2 separate regions of the Homo sapiens genome follow, and region 2 is linked to region 1. Evidence: read pairs that join two places in POLR2A ChIA-PET (ENCODE). Cell type or tissue: OCI-LY7. All regions are shown on one strand. Links, peaks and the distances in the headings refer to the core of each region. The heading gives the core; the rest is flanking DNA.

Region 1 (10,632 bases), core at 4,316-8,315:
CAGATATGAACCGAAGCAAATACTCAGATAAAAGTGTAAACAACGTTTCCTTCAAGCTTTGTTGTTGTTGTTACAGTTGTTTGAGGTCTTCTTTGTGCAATTAAAAATGAAAGAAAGAACCCAAGGAATGAAGATCAAGATAAGACAAAATAAGATAAACTAGAACATATACATTAAAGTCAAAGTAAACCCTGTGAATAGAGAAATAGTTTGGGATCCATAGGGTGAGCAGCAAGCAGCACTAAAATATGAGTGCTATTTCTCTTTTAAAACAGAGTACAAAGCCTATAAAAGGTACTTTTGGATGGGCACATTATGTTCATAATTCATAATTTTAAAATGACCCATGAGAACCAGGTACTAGACCATAGGGCCTAATGAGTATTCTAGAGTAGAAAAAATGAACATAAGGAAAGAGAGCCATTACGGGTAGATTTCCTTGCCCTCCACAAATCAACCACACTTAGGGACTATTTTCTTTCCTCTTAGTGGCACCTTTGACAAAAATAGCAGCCCACAAAATTTGCACTAAAGGCCCACTTCAAAAATTAGAGCAGTAAGGTTCCAGTGTTGCCATGTGCCAGAAGTAAAAGAAAAAAGGGCCATACATGAACATGGAAATAAAATCAATGAGGGTTACACAATGGCCAATTTATTAAACTTTTTAATTTTTATCTGCTTTGTGCAAGAAAACCAAAAGGAGGAAATAAAAAGATTTGAGGGCAATTATGAAGCAAAAACCTTCTAAAAGTGGTTGCAAAAAACAGATGACTAGATATTATCCATCTAATTTTATTGTCCAGTGAAAGAGCAACATCCAAAGGAAATTCTGCATGTACAGAGGGTTAAAAAGGGTAAGATTTTAAAATACCAGTTACTATTATATTGTTTTTAATTGTTAAAGGGGAAGTAAAAGTAATTGATCCTTTGGGGTTGAACTTACTGCCTCTTAAAAACCTCTAGTAGCAACAACTCTTCTTTAGAAAACATTTCATAATTTCAGTGAGACTTTACATCCATTACTTCATTTGATGAGTCGCTATCATCCATATAATACAGATAATATATGGAGATCAAAGCTCAGAGGCATTAAGCTACCTGCTCAAGTTTACATAGGTAGAAAGTAGTGGAGCAGAGATTCAAACTCAGTTCATGACTTCACAAATTGTGTGCTCCACACATCCTGAAGAATATGAATATGTGCAAGTAACGGTACCCTGGCAGTCTTAGATTAAAATGAGTCATTCAATTCCTCTCAAGAGTGACTAGCTAGGGCCTAAAGGTATTTTGATGATTTCTGCCAATGATCTGCTGAGGGAGCTCTCAAAATTAGGTTCAATGTTAGTTATGAAGACACATGGATGCAATGCCACCATCCAGGACCTTTGATTCCCTGTACCCAAAAGGACAATATAATTTTCAGCCATGAGTGGAGCAATGAATTGATTTTCCTTTGATTCACATTCCTGAGTAGGCTGCTTTAGAACCATGGGAAAGCTTCCACTCTCACCTTCTGGACATTCTACTTCATTATCAGGCTGATGTTAACAATAAGAGATGTTCAAAGAACAATAAACATGGCTAAGAAGCTGGTGGGATTGATTTTACACTCCAGGTAATAGCTCTCTGAGGATACTGTGCCTTTACAAAGCTGCTGATCAGTGCATTCTTTCTCTTTCTTTTTCTTTTTTTTCTTTTTCTTTATTTCTCCTTCCTGCCTTCCTTCCTTCCTTTTCTCCCTCTCGCTCTCTTTCTCTTCTTATGACACTCTTCCCACCCCTCACCCCCCCAACCCCTCCCCCCCAGACTTTTAATGGCCAGGGGAGGAGGGGGAAGAGTGGTGCATAAGCTGCTTCTTCCTCATCATAAATTAAGGGTTGGTTGTAGAAATTCTTTTGAAGACTGGAGGCTGCAGCATGATGATTCACTTTTCCTGCCCAAACTTCCCTAATTCACTCAGGTTTAGACTCTTCCAAATCCCAGAGGCAAAAGATAATGAATAAATTAAGTTTTCAGAAATTACTGTATTTAGAAAAGTTTTAACATATTTTTGGAAAAGCATTTTATAAATTGCAAAGCAGAGCGATTTCATTTACATTTTTTATATTATGGTAAAATAGACATAACACAAATTGTTCATTTTAACAATTTTTAAGTATACAGTTCAACAACATTAAGTACATTCACAGTGTTGTGCACCCATCACCCCTATTATCTTCAGAACTTTTTTTTATCATCCCAAACTGAAACTTTGTACTAATTAAACAATAACTTCCCATTGTCCCCCCACAGTTCCTGGTAACCTCTATTCTACTTTCTGTCTCTATGAATTTGCCTATTCTAGGCAACTCACATAGGGCAGTGACATAATGTGTGTCCTTTTGTATCTGGCCTTTTCACTTAGCATAATGTCTTCCAAGTGTATCCACATTTCAAGATGTATCAAACTGCATTACCTTTTATTGCTGAATAATATTCCCTTGTATGTATACATTTTGTTTATTCATCTGTTGATGGACATTTGGCTCGTGTCCACCTTTTGGCTATTGTGAATAATGCTGCTCTGAACAGTGAGGTACAAGTATCTGTTTGAGTCCCTGCTTTCAATTCTTTGGGGTATATATGTAGGCGTGGAATTGTGGATCATATGTTAATTCTATGTTTAAGTTTTTGAGGAATCCCCAAACTGTTTTCCACAGCAGCTACACTATTTTATATTCCCTCTAGTAATGCAAAAGGGTTACAGTTTCTCCACATTCCTGCTAATACTTGCTATTTTCTGTTTTTTAATAGCCATCCTAATGGATATAAAGTGCTATCTTACTATGGTTTTGATTTGCATCTCCCTAATGTCTAGTATTGCTGAGTATCTTTTCTTGTGCTTATGGCCCATTTGTGTATCTTCTTTCGACAAAGGTCTTTTCCAGTCCTTTGCCCATCTTTGAGTTAGGTTGTTTGTTTTTGCTTTTGCTGTTGAGTTGTAAAATTCTTTATATATTTTGGATATTCTTTGTCAGATATATGATCTGCAAATATTTTCTCCCATTCCATGGGTTGCCTTTTCATTCTGTCAATAATGTACTTTGATGTACAAAAGGTTTTAATTTGGAGAAGTCCAGTTTATCCTTTTTTTTCTTCTGGTGGCTGTGCTTTTGGTGTCATATCCAAGAAATCACTGTACTGATTCCACTTTGATTAACCTATAATACAATTAATTTCTAAGCAGAACCCTTGAGTTATGCTACAAGTCACTTTTGCCCCAAATAAATTCCAAACAAATACAATGTGATGGAGGAGGGAGAGGAAGTGGGGATGGGTAATGGGTACAAAAATATAGATAGAATGAATAAGATCTAATAAGATCTAGTATTTGATAGCACAACAGGGTGGCTACAGTCAACAATAATTTATTGTGCATTTAAAAATAAGGAAATATATTTGGATTGTTTGCAACACAAAAAAAGATAATTGAGATGCTGGATACCCCATTTACCCTAATGTAATTATTATACATGATATACCTGTATTAAAACATCTCATATACCCCATGAATACATACTATGTACCCATTAAAACCAAAAAATATATATACAATGTGAGAGGCTAAAGAGCAAGCATGCCAGGCAACTGAATACTGTTTCCAATTGATCTTAAGGTCCAGACAACATGGCACATGGTTTTCTCTGTTACCTGGTCCCTGCCTACTTTTTTAGTTTCATTTCCCCCTTGCCATCTAACTTCAATGATCTGGAATTCTCTGTCTCTAAAATACTCTTCATTTTCCCTATACCTGCCTTACTCATACTCATCCTTCTAGTCTCAACCCAGTCATCCCCTCTTTCGGGATGTTTCACATGATCTGTTCCTATTTCCACCTACTATTCATGCAGTGAAAGGGTTGATGTGCTAGTTTGAGCTCCTGCGGCACCCCATATGTTGTTTACTACAAGATTTACTATACAGAATTACTGTTTACTTAGCTGTCTCCCCCTCTATATTATGAATTCCATGAGGACATTGAGCATGATTTTAGTTTATTTTTATTACTATATCCTCAGTATCTAGAATACTTCCTGATGAACAGTAGATGCTCAGTAGGTAACTGCCGAATGAATGAATGAATGAACCAGACTAATAGCCTTGCCAAAAGTTTTCTGTTTCTAGAAGTAGTTACAAGAAATATTTTCATGGAGAGGCATAACATTTAGAGATATAGCCTAAGTCTCTCTGCTTTTCTTAATAATTTATCTTCAATGAACTTTATTTCATAAATCTTTAATCAAAGTAGTGTCATAAGCACTTTATAAGTATTAATTCATTTAAACTTCACAATAACTTGATAAGGCATTCTTATCTGCAGTATTCAGGAAATGAAACAGAAGCACAGAGACGTTAAGTAGCTTGCCCATTGTCACATAGCTGCTAACTGGGATTGGGCCTACTTAAAGTTGATCAGTCTGTATCATCTCTTGGTATGATGAGTTCCAACTAAATGGGAAACAATATATACTTGAACATTTCAGTCTTACAAGGATGGTCAAGTTCATGGAATTTATAATTTTTCTAAACTTGGCTCACATCACCCTCAGATTTATGGTCTAGTTTTCCTCCTGGAAGCCCCAAGTTTCCTAACTGGGGCTCACATACCAGTCATCCCTTCCCTCTTTCTGTTTCTTCTCAGAACCTGAGTCACTTCCTCATTTCTTCTGTAGGCTCAGCTGCTGGAAGCACTGGGCATTTCAAGTGCAAGTGGACCATATTTATTTTCAGGATTAAAGACATTTCCTATTTGGTTTTTGATGTCTCTTTGGTTTCAATTTGATCAATGTACTCAAACAACTACTTAAAATGACCATAGGACATTTTAGCTGGTCGTAGCTCCACATAACATTTTATAGGAATATATGAATTTTTTCTTTTAAATTTATTATCTTTTGGTTTCCTTCAATAAAACCAATCTTCAGCTACACTATTATTATTATTGCAGGGAAGCATTTTTTGAAACACAGCTCCTTTATAATTAATTCATTCATTTGTTCATATATTTATTCAGTAATTTCAGGGTGCAACGCACTGTGCTAGATGATGGAAATACAATTTTATCCTCTAGGAGTCAGTATCTTTCCCACCTAAACAGATTTCTACAATAAGATAGAAGTTAAACATTCCTCTGATTTTGAATATTTAAAAACCTTGTAAGAAAATGCATTATTTCAATTGGTTCCTCTGTTTCCATATGCATGTTTGCCCTCTCAAAGGTCTAGATTATGTTGCACAGAGATCAGCACCATTAATTTGGTTTGAATAATTAAACAAAATGTCTTATTTTGGAAAGTGCAAAAATATGTAACAAGATGATTTACAATTTCACGTCAAAATGTGTAATAGGTTGCTATGATTGTGATTAATCCCTAAAGAGAGAAAAAAATTAGAAGTAAAGTAACATTTTAAAGTAAAATAGATACATTAGAAATTCATGATTGGATAGATTACAAAATGTCTCTTGCCTCTGAATAATAAATATAATTTATTGATTCTCTCTGAATGCATTAGAGAAATAAAGCATGTAAAACAATCATTTAGGCTAAGTACATACAGCAAAGAATTGAAATTATCCTCTGCAGCAAGTACTAGGCTGATGGATAATAGCATATACATTCATTTTCATACCTCTTACCCCTTTTAAATATATCTCTAAGGAAAGACAGTGGTTATTTGACTTTCTCCATGTGAAATTTCCCATGCAGTGTAGCACATCTGTAAAAGATGTGTGAAAAGTACATTTTTCTATCAGGATTTTCATTCATAGTTAATTATTTCATTTAGCACGAGCAACATTTCCAATTTAACTTGTTCCAGAGACTGTAATATTTACAGCTAATTTCCAGCAAAACATTTAGAAATGGCTCAAAGTAAAAATTCATTACTGGGTTTTGCCATGTTTTAAAACGTCAAATGCAAATGAAAATCAAGGCAAGACTATACTTTACTTTTAGATCATGTATTTCAGTTCCTTTTTTTTTTTTTAAATAGGTTTGGTGTAGGTGGTAAGCTTGTAATGTCATTCTTTATTTAAAACACAAGGCAGAAAGGTCTCAGGAAGGAAGAGACATATGTTATTATCTGTCATGACCTTATACTTATGAATCTGGGGACAGATTTGGAGAAAGGTCTTCAAGTGACCAGATGGGCTGCCATGTTATTTAAGTTGCATATATTATAATAGCTTCATTTTGTTCTTAACCAATGTAACTCGCATCTTATCATTTACATTATTGTCTTGCTTCCATTATGGATGGTATACATTATGTTTTCCCCAAACTGAACTGACTCCTTGATCTGGGTTATGCATCCTACTTGCATACAGACATATTTTCACATACGTACTTTCCCATATGAATAGATGACCAGTAGATCTTATAACACATTTTTCTGAGAATTTACAGTGCTTTAAGTTACATCAATTTTTAAAGGGACTCAATAAAGTAATAAAATTTACACATTTATATTGAAATACAGTCATTTATACTATTATATGAAAAACCATAGTGAGTATAAGTGATTTTTTATTGTAATTGCTTTCTGACAGTAGGTATAAAATGAAGAAATTCAAAATGATGGAATTACCCTTGAAATTTGAGCCAACATAAGCAGTTTTAAAGTGTTAAGAGTTTAATGAGAAACATCACTGAGGTGGAAAAATTATGCAAACGTAAATTTTAAATGGAGCTTCCAAAAAGGAATAATTTTAAGATAGTCTAGCAAATGTAAGGGGTTGCTATTCCTTAGATGAGAAGTTTGATAAAAATATAAATAGAATAAAGAGTATATAGAGACATTTGCAAGTGTCTCCCATGTAGCATTTAATAAAATATTTATTTTATACCTACTAAGAATTTCGGGTACTGAGAGTTCCAGAGTGGGAGAGAGGAAGCACTATCAGAAAGAGAATGACTCTCTGTGGATGTGACATGGGCTGACACTTAAATGAGAAGAAGGAACCAGCCCACTTCTGGAGGGGAGATTCTCTAGGCAGAGGGAAGAACAAGCTTATCAGTCTCAAAAACACAAAACAGTTTATTTATCTTTCACTTTGGGAGGCCGACGTGGGCAGATCAACTGAGCTCAGGAGTTGGGGACCAGTCTGGGCAACTTGGTGAAACCCCCATCTCTATCAAAAATACAAAAAACAAACAAAAACAATTGGCTAGCTATAGTGGCGTGCACCTGTGCTCCCAGCTACTTGGGAGGCTGAGGTGGGTGAATTGCTTGAGCATGGGAAGCAGAGGTTGCAGTGAGCTGAGACCGCACCACTGCACTCCAGCCTGGGAGACAGAGTAAGACCCCATCTCCAAAAAAAAAAAAGTATATTTACTTTTAAAACCAAATGCTAAAAGAGTCAAACAAAAGTTCAATTAAAAATCAATATATTTATAACTAAAGTACATATTATCTTCTGAATATAAATACTACGTGTGCACAACAAATAGTATAGTATTTCTCTAGAGAAAACTGAGGAAACATTTCTTAAATGTCTTGAATATAAACCACCCATAGCTAGGAGTATCTGGATAACCTATATTCTGAAAGCATTTGCTTAGTTTGCCCTGATAAATGTGCTCTGTCCTTACTTTCTCTTGGCTTCTCTTTCTGCTGGTGTCTTATGTTCTGTTCCCATCCCCAGTAAGCTGGGGAAGGTGAGAAGGCCTTACTGTCTCAATTAAAAGGAGGTATAGTCAGCGTCACCACTCCTCATTTCACAGTTCTGGACACGAGCATAGAATCCTGATGAGAAACAGTCCTGCTTCTTTCTGTAGAAATGACTCTGCAGGTGTCAAGAAGAAAGGGCTCTGAGTCAGGACAAACGAGAACTTGGCACTGATGCTATTTTGCCAGGATTCATGCTCTCATGCTCTCTGACCATCCCTGCATGGTCCAAGTAATTCATTTCCATGGACATTAAGCTCCAAATGTCATTGTACACTGTGCCTTCCCATTTTCTAACCACAGGTGCTTACAGATTAGGCTCTTGCTTAACCTGCCACTGGCTGCTGGGCCATCATCTGCCCTACAAAGCATTATGACAGCTGTACTCATTCCTTTGATGAAGAATACTTAGATGTTCTTTCTCATCAGTCAAGGTAGCTCACACTCACTTTACAAATACTATATTACTATTGGCTCTTCATCAGATGATTTCTTTGTGGTAGATTCCGGTGCCTATCCTTAAGATGTTTCTGTACTGCTAAGGAGACTGCAATCCTGAAATTCAACACAACAACCAAGTCTACCAAATCTCTGGCAGGACTACCAAACAGACTCCTAATTGATTTCCCTGATTCTTCTTCATTTCATCAGAGCTCAGTACACAAAACAAAGTGAAAATATCAGTTCACTTTCTCATTCACTCATTAATTCAGCAAATATCCACAGTATGTATTGAATATTTTCCATGTGTCAAGTATATGTCTGACAAGTGTCAAAGCTGACTGTAGCAGTTCTCACAGTGTAGTTGGGGAGGGTGAGTAAGTTACTGTAGTGGACGAGTAATATTCTTGTCTAATTAGCATCCATTTCTCCCTTTTCTTCTAATAGTATCTGGATTTATCTGAGGATACGTCTTTCCCCAAGTCAGCCCCATGCCATTTGAGTGGAGCTGATTTTCCCTGCAGATTTGAAGAAGGGGTTGCAGAGACCTAGTTCTAGTCAATCAGAACACTGGATCCCCTGGGTGTAGTGACTGGTTCAGAGTCGGGGAGTCATTCCCTCAGACATAGCAGGACTCGACTTGAGGCCCTTTGTTGGAAATTTTACAAAGGAAGAAAATCTCCTTCTGCTAGTCTTGGAGCTGGGATTGTGTAAGGGCTCCCTGGGGAGAAGCCTGCCTGCCTGGGAATGAGGGTGAGAGGGAGGGAGAGCCTGAGAGGGCTGGAGAGCAGGAGTGTGAGGAGGAGGCTAGGGGAGAAAGGGAGAAAGGAAAGAGATTTGTTTGTGAATTCCAATACTTGATCATTTAGATCTAGTTGTGCCCAGAGCTGTAAGGACGATGACAGAAGCACTAACAAACCACAAAATAAGCATCGAGGAGAAATCCCCCAACTCTGCTTGGAGCAGCTGGGGAAAGCCATAGCCACCTGGCACCTGCCCATCCTTCACTATTCTTCAAATGTCATCTCTTCAGAGCAGGCTTTCTCTAGATCCCTTATTTGTTCTAAATAGATTGTGAGCTCACAGATACCAGAGAACATGGCTTGGTAATTTTATATCTCTAGAGCTCATCACTGTGCCTGTTAGAGGGAATATACATTATGCCTTCAATAAAAATTCCTTGAGTTCCCCTGTGTACCTAGGCCTCCAGTGAAAGCAGGGGTCTGAACAGGACCCTAACACTGCCCTGCTTTCAAGGGATTTCCCGTACTAACATGTACAAGGAACCAGCCTTCAGCAGGAAATCTAAACTAGCTTGTTCCTTTTCTCATTTTCCCTCCTCCTCTCCTGCTTCCTCCAGCCCTTTTAGTCCTGTTAACCCCTCATCAGAGTTTAATACAAACATCACCATGCCACTTCTCTGAAAGCTTTGCCAATTTAGGCCTAGTTTTCCTTGTTGTGTATTCGCAAAATTTCTTGTAATTTTCCTTCATATAAATCAGGGCACCTCTCCACCAGGGGTGAATTTGCTCCTTTCCTGAGATTATGTGACAACATCTGGAGATATTTTTGATTGTCACAACTGGGGAAGAGGTTGCTGTTGGCACCTAGTGGTTAGAGGCCGGGGACGCTGCTAAACACCCAGCAATGCCCAGAACAGCTCCCACAGCAAAGAATGATCCGGCCCAAAATGTCAATAGGGCTGAAGTTAAGCACCCCTTATATAAATAATCACAGTTTAGAGTTAGGCATCTATTTTTTACCCCACCAAACTATGAATTCCAAAAGGGCAGGGACTAAGTCTGTTTTGCACCATTGTACTTCCACACACTCACAAGTAGTAGCTACTCAACAATCATTTTTAAATGCTATCATTAAAGGAATGTTAAATCTATTCTCTGAAACACAATACACCATTCAGGTAATTTTTCCTTCTTTATTGCAAGTATGCATATTAGCATGCAAAATTTAATTCTCTGTTTTCATTTATCATATTCTAGAAACAAAAGTTCTGAATTGTATGGCTGGATTTTGGTGTAATTGAGGAGGCTCTATTCCACAAGAAAATATTTGTTTTAGTACATTAGGATATTCTTGGGAAGTTGACAAGACATATTAAAATGAATGAGCCTGGCTGGAGCAGTCCCTCACACTTTGCAGCACATAGTGCTGACAAGCCTTAACGACACAAATGGCATGAAGCCTAACACATGTGATGACCAGCATTTCACAGAGTTATCAGAGTGGCACTGTCATGTTCCTGAAGCAAAAGGTGATACAAGCTCCTATACTTCATCTCCGCTCCCTAATAACAATAAGCTTGGATTCCACTGAGCCATGTCTTCGATGACTGGTAGTTCTAAAGCCTCTAATTATAATCTTGAGTCGTAATATTTGCTTTAAAGCTTTAACTCAAGTGAACATTCAAATGTAATTTTTCCACAGAAGTCAATTTCTGGAAGGGACACAATGTAAAAACACAGG
Region 2 (10,632 bases), core at 3,945-7,944, 68 kb after region 1:
TGCTCATGCTTAAACAGCATCAAGGGCTCCTTCCTCTTCAGGGAATAACACCTTAATTTTCTCTTGCGGACCCACTCTCGGTCCATGTGGTGTGCATGGAGCTGGCACTCCCCTACGTCTACCCCTCCAGGTATGGGTATCAAGGCTGACTAAGTGGAACATACAATCCCTTAGTCACGGGGACTGGTCCAGAAATAGGCAGTCACACAAGCCATGCTAATGAGATGTAATCCCAGAACTTTTGTTAGAACTGCTGCAAAGAAGATAGTCTGCATTCCACTGGGAATGGCAGGCTATGTACTTGGAGTTGCTATCTTATCACCACATGGGAAAAGCTGACTTTGAATCATACCAAGACAGAGGAAAATAGAGTCGAGGGATGGAGAGTGACATATTCCTGGAGATGCCATTGGAACATCCGGATTCATCCATTTCTAAATCCCTAATACACCGGACTTAGTTACTTCGGTCAGTATGGTCTCCATTTTGCTAATTTAGTTGGAGTTGGATTTCTGTCACTTGGGATCAAAGAGTCTTGTCTAATACTCTTTTTTAAGCTTTAGATTCTTGATCTGCAAAATAAGGCAGTTGTGTCTCTAAAATTCCTTACAGTTCTACCATTCTGTTACAGTACTGAATTTACCAATTTCACTGGGCTGCTGTGATGATCAAATTAGATAATAAATAAGAAAGCACTTTGTCAATTTTCAAGTGCTTTACAAAGAGTACGACTGGCTATGAAAATAATATTCAAATATATGTGTATTTGTGTGTACACTGAAAAATTAGGAGGCTCCAGAGTCCATTCCATTTGTAATATAGTTATATAAGAAGCATAGACTCAGAAAACAACAAAGAAAAAGGTCTCACTCTTGTGCTTCTCTCTTAGGAAATTCACATTTTACCAAATCTCAAAGGTTTCTGCTCATAATATCTTGTCTTCCTAAGTTCATTACCAAAACCCAGAAGGGTCCTTTTCTTTCACTTAAAAAAACAGTGCCTATTATTTTCCACTTTATTTCCATAAAAATGACATTAAAGTGCTCCTTGGGGATGTTTTGCAAACACTTTCAATCACCAATCACTGACTCTGAAAAAAAAAAAAAAGGAAAGGCATTTTATTTTCCTTCAAAGGAGGAAACAACCCTCTAATAATGTCTAAAGGGGAAAAGGGCTCTATAAAAATGGGCGCCGTGAAAAACCATGGAAAAGATAAAAGAAGTCAGGGTTGAAGGACATTCTTCACTGGGTCTCTTCCTCTCATCAGGCACCTTCTTAACATCCAGGTGCACAAGCCCCCTGCAGTCTAGCAAGTACACCTTCCCTTTCAGGTCTGCACAGCTGCACAGTCAGGCAAGCAGCTACTAGAGGGCAGCAAAGGATCAGAAATGGGAGTGCAGGGCTCAGGCAGGCTGGCTGGGAACTGACCAGACGACCAAATTGAGGCCAGATACTTGAAGACAACCTCGGTCCAGTTTCCCATCAAAAGACAGGAAGGATCATGGGATCCCTCTAAGTTCTTAGATGAGTATAACAAAGCTTGTGTTGACAGTAATCCAAAAATTTAGCACAGTATCTGGTGACAGTAACAGAGGCCGAGTTGTCAAGAAACGAGGGGCACATGGGAAAGCCAAGGGGGAGCCGAAGTCCAGGAAAAGCAGGCGGAAGGTCAGGGGAACCTGGGTTCTGGTCAGAATTCTGGGAACCAATCAAGTCAATCATTGTCATTGTCATCATGATCATCATCAACATGGCTAGCACTCACTTACTTCTCTGTGTGCTAGCCATGGCTTAAGTCTATATATACATTTCAAAAGGCATATGCAGGAGAAACATTTTTACCTAGCTTTACTGAGGTGTATTTGGCATAAAATAAAAATTGTATATATTCAAGGTATACAACATGATGATTTAATATATATATACACTGTTAAATGACCACAATCAATTAACATATTCATCACCACTCAGCATTGATGTGGGTGTGACGGGGGTCATGAGGGTACTTAAGATCTACTCTCTTACCAAATTTCAAGTAAACAATACAGTATTATTAACTATAGTCACCATGCTGTACATTAGATCTCCAGAACTTATTCTTTTTGTAATTGAAAGTTCGTACCCTTTGATCAACATCTCCCCATTTCCCCCACTCCCAGACCTCTGGCAGCCACCATTTTACTCTTTTATGAATTGGACATTTTAATGTATTGTAATTTTAAAATTATTTATTTTTATTTATTTATTTATTTATTTTTGAGACAGGGCCTCGCTTTCTTGCCCAGGCTAGAGTGCAGGGATGTGATCATGGCTTGCTGTAGCTTCAGCCTCCAGGGCTCAGACAATTCTCCTGCCTCAGCCTCCTGAGTAGCTGGGACCACAGGCAAATGCCATCACACATGGCTAATTTCTTCTATTTTCTGTAGAGAAGGGCTGTCCCTACATTGCCCAGGCTGGTCTTGAACTCCTGGGCTCAAGCAATCCTCCTGCCTTGGTCTCCTGAAGTGCTAGGATTACAGGCGTGAACCACCACATCCAGCCAAATTTGACTTTTTTAGATTCCACATATAAGTGAGATCATATAATATTGGTCTTTCTGTGTCTGGCTTATTTCACTTAACATAATATCCTCCAGGCTCATCTATATTGTAGTAAATGGCAGGATTTCCTTCTTTTCATTGCTCAATAATATTACACACACACACACACACACACACACCACATACACCATATTTTCTTTATTTACTCATTTCTTGATGGACACTTAGGTTGTTTCCACATATTGGCTACTGTGCAATTAACACGGAGGGTACAGGTGTCTTTTCAAGATGCCGATTTCATTTCTTTTGGATATATACCCGCAAGTGGGATTACTGGATTGTTTAGTACTATTTTTAATTTTTTAGACCAAGCACGATGGCTCATGTCTATAACCCCAAGAATCTGGGACGTCAAGTCAGGAGAACCAGCTGAGCTCAGGAGTTTATGACCAGCCTAAGCAACATAGCGAGACCTTGTCTCTAATAAAAATTAAAAAAAAATTTTTTCAAAAAATTTTTTTTAATTTTTATTAGAGACAAGTTCTCGCTATGTTGCTTAGAAAAATTAACCAGGCATTGTGGTGTGTGCCTGTAGTCCCAGGTATCCGGGAGGCTAAGGCAGGAGGATTGCTTGAGCTCAGGAGTTTGAAGCTGCAGTGAGCTATGATCCTGCCACTGCAGTCCAGCCTGGGCAATAGAGCAAGACCCAGTGTCAAAAACAAAACAACAAAACAAAAAAACCTCCATACTGTTTTCCATAATGGTTGCACTAATTTACATTTCCAACAACAGTGTAAATAGGTTCCCTTTTCTCCATGCTAGCCAGCTATGCTATTTGCTCAACCCAAGAAATACAAGAATTAGTCAAGGGTAATTTTCATTTTATGAGATTTTTGTTTCATGCTTTAACTTCAGAACTAACCTCCACCACTCAACTCCAGTGCAACCACTACTAAATTCAATGACTTCTAAACCAAACCTTATTTGTCACTTCTCATAGTCAAGGTTTTTCTTTAAGGAATGTGCCTTCAGTCATTTGTATCTGTGGTCCTGGTGGAAGGCAAAAGCACAAACTATTAGAAACATTGGGTTTGTTCAAGTGCTGTGATTTGTGCTTAGGCTGAATAAGAAAAACTATCAAATGAATACACTAGAGGTTTCTTCCATAAAGCAAAGGGAAAAGTCTAAATATTTCATTAAAAATACAACAGGGAGGAATTTACTTTCAAGTTTTTACAAGGAATTAAAAAATACATATACTTTTCCAAAGTTAGATCCATCAACTTTTACCTTTCTTGTTATATAGATCTCTGAATGGTTCTTAATGGTTGCCTACGTTATCAAGCCTGGAATTCGACAATGCTCCCACCATGCCCTTGTCCACTCATTCTTCCGAAAGTTTGGTTCTAAGTCCCAGTGGTGAATGAAAGTGTCCTCTTTACAAGCATCTTTTATTCTAAAGCTACCTTTCTTTTGCCTTTATATCTAATACTTTATTTTTAGAAATGACATTAAAATTAGTCCCTAGGAAGAGAGTCCTTCCATAGATTCTCTCTCTTAACTTGTTTGCGTAGGGAAATGCAGGCGCTTAATTGATCAAAAGGGACTCACAGAAGGATGAACTATTTTGCAGAAGCATGCTAATGGAAATGCACCAACCGCTAAGACCCACTGCTCACAGGAAGCATCATAAAACTGGTGAGCTGATGGAAGTGCAAAGCTGTAAAGTAACAGCCAAATTTATCTTTTTTTAAAAAATAAAAGGTATCTTCCAAGTAGAAAATTAGAGAACCATTTGATATAATTCACTGCATTTGACAGCTTTGGAGTAGATTTATACCCTGCTTTTTTCCTCCCACCTTCAGTTTTCCATTATCAATCTCTCAGCAGGGTTTGGATTTCAGCATTGGCACCAATAGACAGAACTGGAAACAAGTGCATTCTGCAAATCACTGCATGCTCCCATGTCATAATCTCAATTCTCATTCCTCAGATACAGATTCTAGGTTGCAGCTGCAGATTAAAGTCAATTCTCTAAAATTACAACTGTAATTTCTCACTTATTTCAGGAGTTCCAATTGTGTAACCCTGTAGGAAGTTTCACTCATATGAGGAAGTTCAAATGAAACAGAAATTTGAGTGGAGAATTAAGCTGTCCCTTCCTTTTTTGGCACTGCGTCTACATGGCATCTTACAACTCTTTGATTGCTGTGATGACAGGCAGGGCCAAACTAGTCAGGAGACAAAAGACAAGGCCATCTATCACCATTATTTGGAAATTTCATCTAGCAAAGGATTTATGATCTGTTCATTTTGGAGGAGATTTAAAAAAAAACAAAGATTGAATAAAGTATGTCTGGTGATACATGAAAATGAGATGATGAGATGGATTTTACAGAAGACCTGGGGCTGACTGCATTTGGTCAGAAGTGCCACATTGTCATGGCAGAGAGGAGGGGATTTGTCTAGGACCACTGAGCACCACAGCTGAGAGTTCTTTGAAAAACAACCAGTACCCAGAGTATCCCAGAGGCAGTCAGGACAGCACAGTGATAAGAGTGTGGGCTCTGGGACCAGACTGCCTGGGTTTGAATCTAGGAAATGAGCTACGACAAGTTACTAAATATTCCTGTGCCTCAGTTTCTCTAGCTACTCATAGGATTATTACAGAATTATTTCGTAAGTCATGACTTGTGCTGAGGAGTCCTGACCTAGAACAGTACCTAACATATAACAAATGCTGGAAACCACTGTAACCTAACTTCATAGGGTGTTGAGAATGTTACAGGAGTTATGAATAAAGTGTTTAGGATAGTGCTTGATACATAAAAAGTGCTAGGGTGTTAGTCATTATTACTATGAATGTTGTTATAATAGTAACCAATAATTAGTAGTACCAGAGTTCCTTAACATAGTATGTCCCAAGAGAGCCAGGTCATGAGCTTATGAATGACAGGGTGATGTCTAAACTCAGGTTATCAAACTGGCAGCTCCAGGGCCACACGTGACCTGTAAGTACGCTCGTTTTGCCTGAGCTATGTTTAGAAATGTTTTAAATTATTTGCACACTTCAGAAATGTCTATAGTTTATTTAAAGTTATGGGTTTGTGGATTCTCTTTAAAAATCAAGAGCTCATTTCACATTGGGCCTGCATTCCCGCATGCAACTCTCAGTTGGGGCTGGACAATGGTGGCCTCTTTGGATATTTGGGGCATACATTCTCCAGGTCACCCCAGTCCCCACTAGGGTTCCTTCATTCACTGTTATCTGCCTGGCCCTTGTAGGCACCTGAGTTTGCTGTCCTTCTCCCTTGAATCTATTTTAGGCCTTCCGGGGTGATATGCTCTCAGACAGAATTTTTTTAAACACATTCTGGGCCCATCTGAGAATATGATTTTACTGGAGCTCTCCCCGGTAAAATGTACACAAATTTATATGCTCACATGACAACTGCAAGTGGACCACGGACTCCCTAAAGCCCATTCATGAAAAAATTTCCTGTTTTATGGGTCTATTCATGGACAAGAAAATTCCATTAATCCTCATTCTTCATTAGATCACTATTGTATCAAGGCGAATCCCATGATTTTAAAAATAGAAATTATACAGATACATAAAATGAAGGACTATGCTCAGGAAGAGTAAATCCTTTGAACTGATGATAAATTTAGTGGTTGATTTGATTGCACTCAAATTTGGCATCTTTATAACAAAACACCACACCAACTTGCTATCTAATTTCACCTCCTAAACACTTCTCAATTCTGCTACCTCTTCTCCAGATTTCTTAGCACTCTCAGGGCCACTGCCAGCCCAGACGGTACTATTATGAGCATCAGAAACAGCATCTCTTCCTCAAGACATTTTACTGCCATCTGCTGGGGAAAATGTGTCATACTAACTACATAGATTCATCACATCTAAGATGAGAATGCCACATACTAGACAGGGGTCCTTGAGGAGTGCACACCTGCAGAACAGTTTCCAGCATGATTTGAGTTGTGAGCATCCCTGACATGGGCTAAGCATTTCTACTTGAGGCCATTATCCAGAGGAGGCAGCAGAGAGTGGCCATTATGAGCTTTGTAGTTTTGAGTTTTTAAAAAACTTTTTTATTTTGAATTACTTTTAGACTTAATGAAAAGCTGCAAAAAAATGTGGAAACAGAGAGTTTCCACATATCCTTTACCTCTTCCCCAAGGAGATTTCATCCTATAATAATAAAAACAAGGGTTTGAATCATGATTCTGATAGGATCTTGGCAGATGGGCACAGTGCCAGCTCACAGTAAATGCTCAGTACGTATTATTATATGTTGTTATCATCTGCTAGCATCACTTTCCTTAACTATAAATGAAGATAATAAAAATATCTAGTGTGAGGATTATGTTACATTATTAGTAAAGTATTTAGCATAGTGCGTGATAAACAGTAATACTATTATTGATATTGCTGGTGATATTAACTTATTATTTCTGAGGTCTAATATTCTTCCCCAACCCACAGTCACCTAGTACACTGACATCCTGGTTTTCTAAGTATAAAATTATAAGTCATTACTATTCCTGAGATGCTTCCATATCCCAGGGAATAGATGCTGGTAACCAGTTCCCGGATTACCACAGTAGACATCCCAAAGATCAGGAAATACCCAGAGCCTAAGGGCAGAGCTAGTTGCAGGCTGAGGGTATGGCTAAGTGAGATCTCCTTTTGTGTCTTATCTGAGGTCCAACATCTCTCTGAAGCACTAAAGTCTTACTGATAACTGTTGTTGTTATAATTTCATAAAACAAAGGCAAATCTTTTTAAAATAAGGAAGAAAGCTTTTTATTCCCACTTCCAAATCATCTGTCTCTAACCAAGTCATAAAGACCATCAGGCTGCCAGTGCAGTACGATGTGTTAGATGTTCAACAGGAGTTCCTAGAACAGGCTCTACCTCCTCTGGGTGGAGAAGTGGGGCTGACCATGTGTGAGGAGGAGCCTTGCTCATAGGGGGAAGACACTTTTCTCAAAGCACTCCTCAACTGCTGACCCAGCATGCAATCTAACCTGTTTTTTTTTTTTTTATGGCATCTGTTTACACAAATTCTGACCAGGTGGCAAATTCTTCCCCTCTCCTGTCAGCCACAGTATGCTGGACAGAGAACACCTGTTCCAGAAGTGGACTGATTAGCCCAAGGTTGGGATACACAGCACGAGCTATGGGCCACACGAGAGGAGGAGATCCTGTGACTTGTCGGTGGTTGGCTCCACTCCTCCTCTTGGCCCTAGTCCATGTCTACCACTAATGGGATTGATCCATGGGCATAAATCTGAAAGCCCTTGCTAGGCAGGTAGGAGGTTATCTTATCCAAAACTGCTACAGTGTTGTTGCTAGCTGAAAGCAAATGTTTCAAGCACTGGGGAGGGAACTAGAGGTACAAAATTGAGGTTGATAATCTTCGTTTTTAAGGAGCTTCTTGGGGAGGGCATTGGTGAAGGTGATAGAATGGAATAAAAATATCACTTAATGAATATCTTTTCTGCAATGTCATTTACATATGCAGGGTATCTTTAAACAAGTAACAATAATTCAGTGGAATATCAGCTTTATTGATACTATCAGTAGGATGTGTGGATGCAAAAGGGAGAAAACAAATTAGTGAGAAGAATGGATAAATGAGGCAGTAGGAAAGGTTCACAGAGGAGGTGGGACTGGAGGTGGATTGTGAAGGATAACTAAGAGTCTGTCCATGGTGGAGCAGGCAAATATTCCAGGAGAAGAAAGAACTGGTAGCATGGGGCAAATGGGAATGAAGCTTGAAAGAAAACGGAAAAACTAAATGAAGAGGGGAAGAGAGAATCAAATCACAATATAGGCATAAAATGGAATAAGCTAATGATTAGCAAAATTACTATTATCTCAAAACCCCATTTTTTTTTTAAAGGACAACTCATAACACTTACCAGCTGTGCCACTCTTTAGGGTACTTTCACATCTCAAGAATGGTCCTTTGACCCAGTAGACATACAGAAACACAAGTCAACCTATTCATTTCTCTCAATCTACAGAAAACTCTAGCTCTGCAAGCTCCTTGTCATTTGAAGAATTTGATTCCTGATGAGTAAGTTGCTAGCCTAAAGAAAAATACCAATCTAAACATTATTAAGGACAGTGTAACAAAGAAGACATTCTACAAATTCTTTATTCCTGATAGTCATAAAGAGGCTACAAAGAGAATGAGTTAGAGAAAGGTGGAACATACTCAGCATGAAAAAGAAATTTTAAAAAGAATTATGGTTAGGCCAGGCGTGGTGGCTCTCGTCTGTAATCCCAGCACTTTGGGAGGCCGAGGCGGGCGGATCACAAGGTCAGGAGATCGAGACCATTCTGGCCAACACAGACCCCGTCTCTACTAAAAAAAACAAAAAACAAAAAACAAACAAACAAACAATTAGCTGGGCATGGTGGCGGGCACCTGTAGTCCCAGCTACTTGGGAGGCTGAGGCAGGAGAATGGCGTGAACCCGGGAGGCAGAGCTTGCAGTAAGCTGAGATCGCACCACTGCACTCCAGCCTGGGTGACAGAGCAAGACTCTGTCTCAAAAAAAAAAAAAAAAAAAAAAAAAAAAGAATTACTGTTATAGATTTTGTGATCCAAGAGGGATGTTAGGCAGCCTGCACCTAATAGAATTTGGTAGATGCAAAAAAAGTTGCTTGTTGAATAAATGACTGAATGTTCTACTTCAGTGGTTTATAAACTGTGCTTCCCAGAGGTGGTTCTGGGTTCTGTAAAGCACAAAGTAACTTCTGTACAACAGTGAAGTTTCAAACTACTCTGAAGACAAGTGTGATCCCAGTGCCTGACATATAGCAGGTGCTTTATAAACATTTGGTAGTGAATGAATGAAGGAACAAGCAAATGTATTAATGGATAGAGGAATGGAATAGTTTGAACTTTAACAACCATGAACAAAAGGACTAAAATCTAAAGGGAAAAAAGACCAATTTTCCTTCTCTCCTGACCTATCTCAAACTCCATCCTTGCTGTAACTTATTTCCTTTTGCATCAAGGGAAATATAAAAATGACAATGACCTTTCCCTCACATCAGAGAGAGGTGGAAAGAATAAATATGTTAATATGTGCAAAGCTTCCAGACTTCCTTAGAGAGAGCCACTACAGGTATTAATTTAATTATTATGAGCTTCTTGCAGAAACACAGCTGTTACACCTTTAAACAAACCATTTTTGATAATATTTCAGTTATCTTCAAACAGAAGGCAGAATGGGCTAGATAACCATAGGGAAATGGCCGACAACACAAATGCACCTGGCCCTCAGCTCCAGACTCACTTGGGGCTCAATTTGGGGCAGTCACACATTTGAGACTACTTTTTAAGATACTTTTGGTTTTGTGGTGAAGGGCTGAGAAGCGTGCTAACTGGCTGCACTGAGCTGAGTCAGGCACAGGGATGAAACTGATGCCTCTTTCTCTGTCCATAGACAGCTCCAAATCTGAACTAAATTCCAGGAGAGAAGGTGTAAGGAAGTGAAAAGCAACAGATTCGAAAGTATTTTTAGTGGGTTACTCTCTTTGTAGGAAGTTCTGGCCTTATTCAAACTATGTTTCTCATGTCTATATATTAGACAAATGGCTCTAATCAGCAAATGCAAATCAAGACCCCCTCAACAAAGCGAAGTGCAACAAGAATAAAAGCTTATTGATCCTCTTGTTATCGATCTGGACCATATATCTAGATTTCTCTGTATTCTACAACTAGAAAAAATCTTCAGTATGCAGTATTAAATACAGAAAAGAATTACGGTTACAGTATTTGTGATCCTATATTTGTAGAAAGCAATATGCTTTCTACAATATTTACAACAATCAGAGATTAGGAGCTTGAAAAAGAATGGAGCACATTGCTAAATGAGACTTGTGCCACCAGATATGGAGGTTCATGAGATTTGTCTCAAAATTCTTCTCTTCAATCAATATGTATCTAGACTTGAACATGCACTGAAAAGAATTAACATGTCAAAAATGTAACCAGGAGTGAACAAAGTAACTAAGATCACAATTAATTGTACTTAATTTAGAAAGAAAG

What was found. ChIA-PET counts read pairs that join two places held together with the same protein. Peaks named below come from ENCODE experiments on the same cell type or tissue, not always from the same donor. Only the 100,000 strongest peaks of a DNase experiment are listed, where the experiment ranks them.
Region 2: POLR2A ChIA-PET joins it to region 1 with 11 read pairs; 2 of 35 experiments call an interaction of 5 or more read pairs at or near these places.

The regions. Positions count from the first base shown.
Region 1 is chr12:66,618,988-66,629,619 of GRCh38, forward strand. All of the region lies in intron 1 of GRIP1 (glutamate receptor interacting protein 1), which reads right to left. Among named protein-coding and RNA genes, the nearest start is that of GRIP1, 55 kb to the right of the region's middle. RefSeq lists an enhancer at 9,188-9,327. In OCI-LY7, for the core only: CTCF peaks have their summits at 5,057 and 5,268; DNase peaks (open chromatin) are centred at 4,714, 6,084 and 8,054; H3K4me3 peaks cover 1,658 bases; H3K27ac peaks cover 3,941 bases.
Region 2 is chr12:66,687,679-66,698,310 of GRCh38, forward strand. It overlaps a transcript of GRIP1 not described here. Among named protein-coding and RNA genes, the nearest start is that of GRIP1, 14 kb to the left of the region's middle. RefSeq lists silencers at 1,414-1,463, 6,231-6,525. In OCI-LY7, for the core only: CTCF peaks have their summits at 6,426 (motif pointing left) and 6,628; DNase peaks (open chromatin) are centred at 4,223, 4,653 and 6,403; H3K4me3 peaks cover 647 bases; H3K27ac peaks cover 2,348 bases.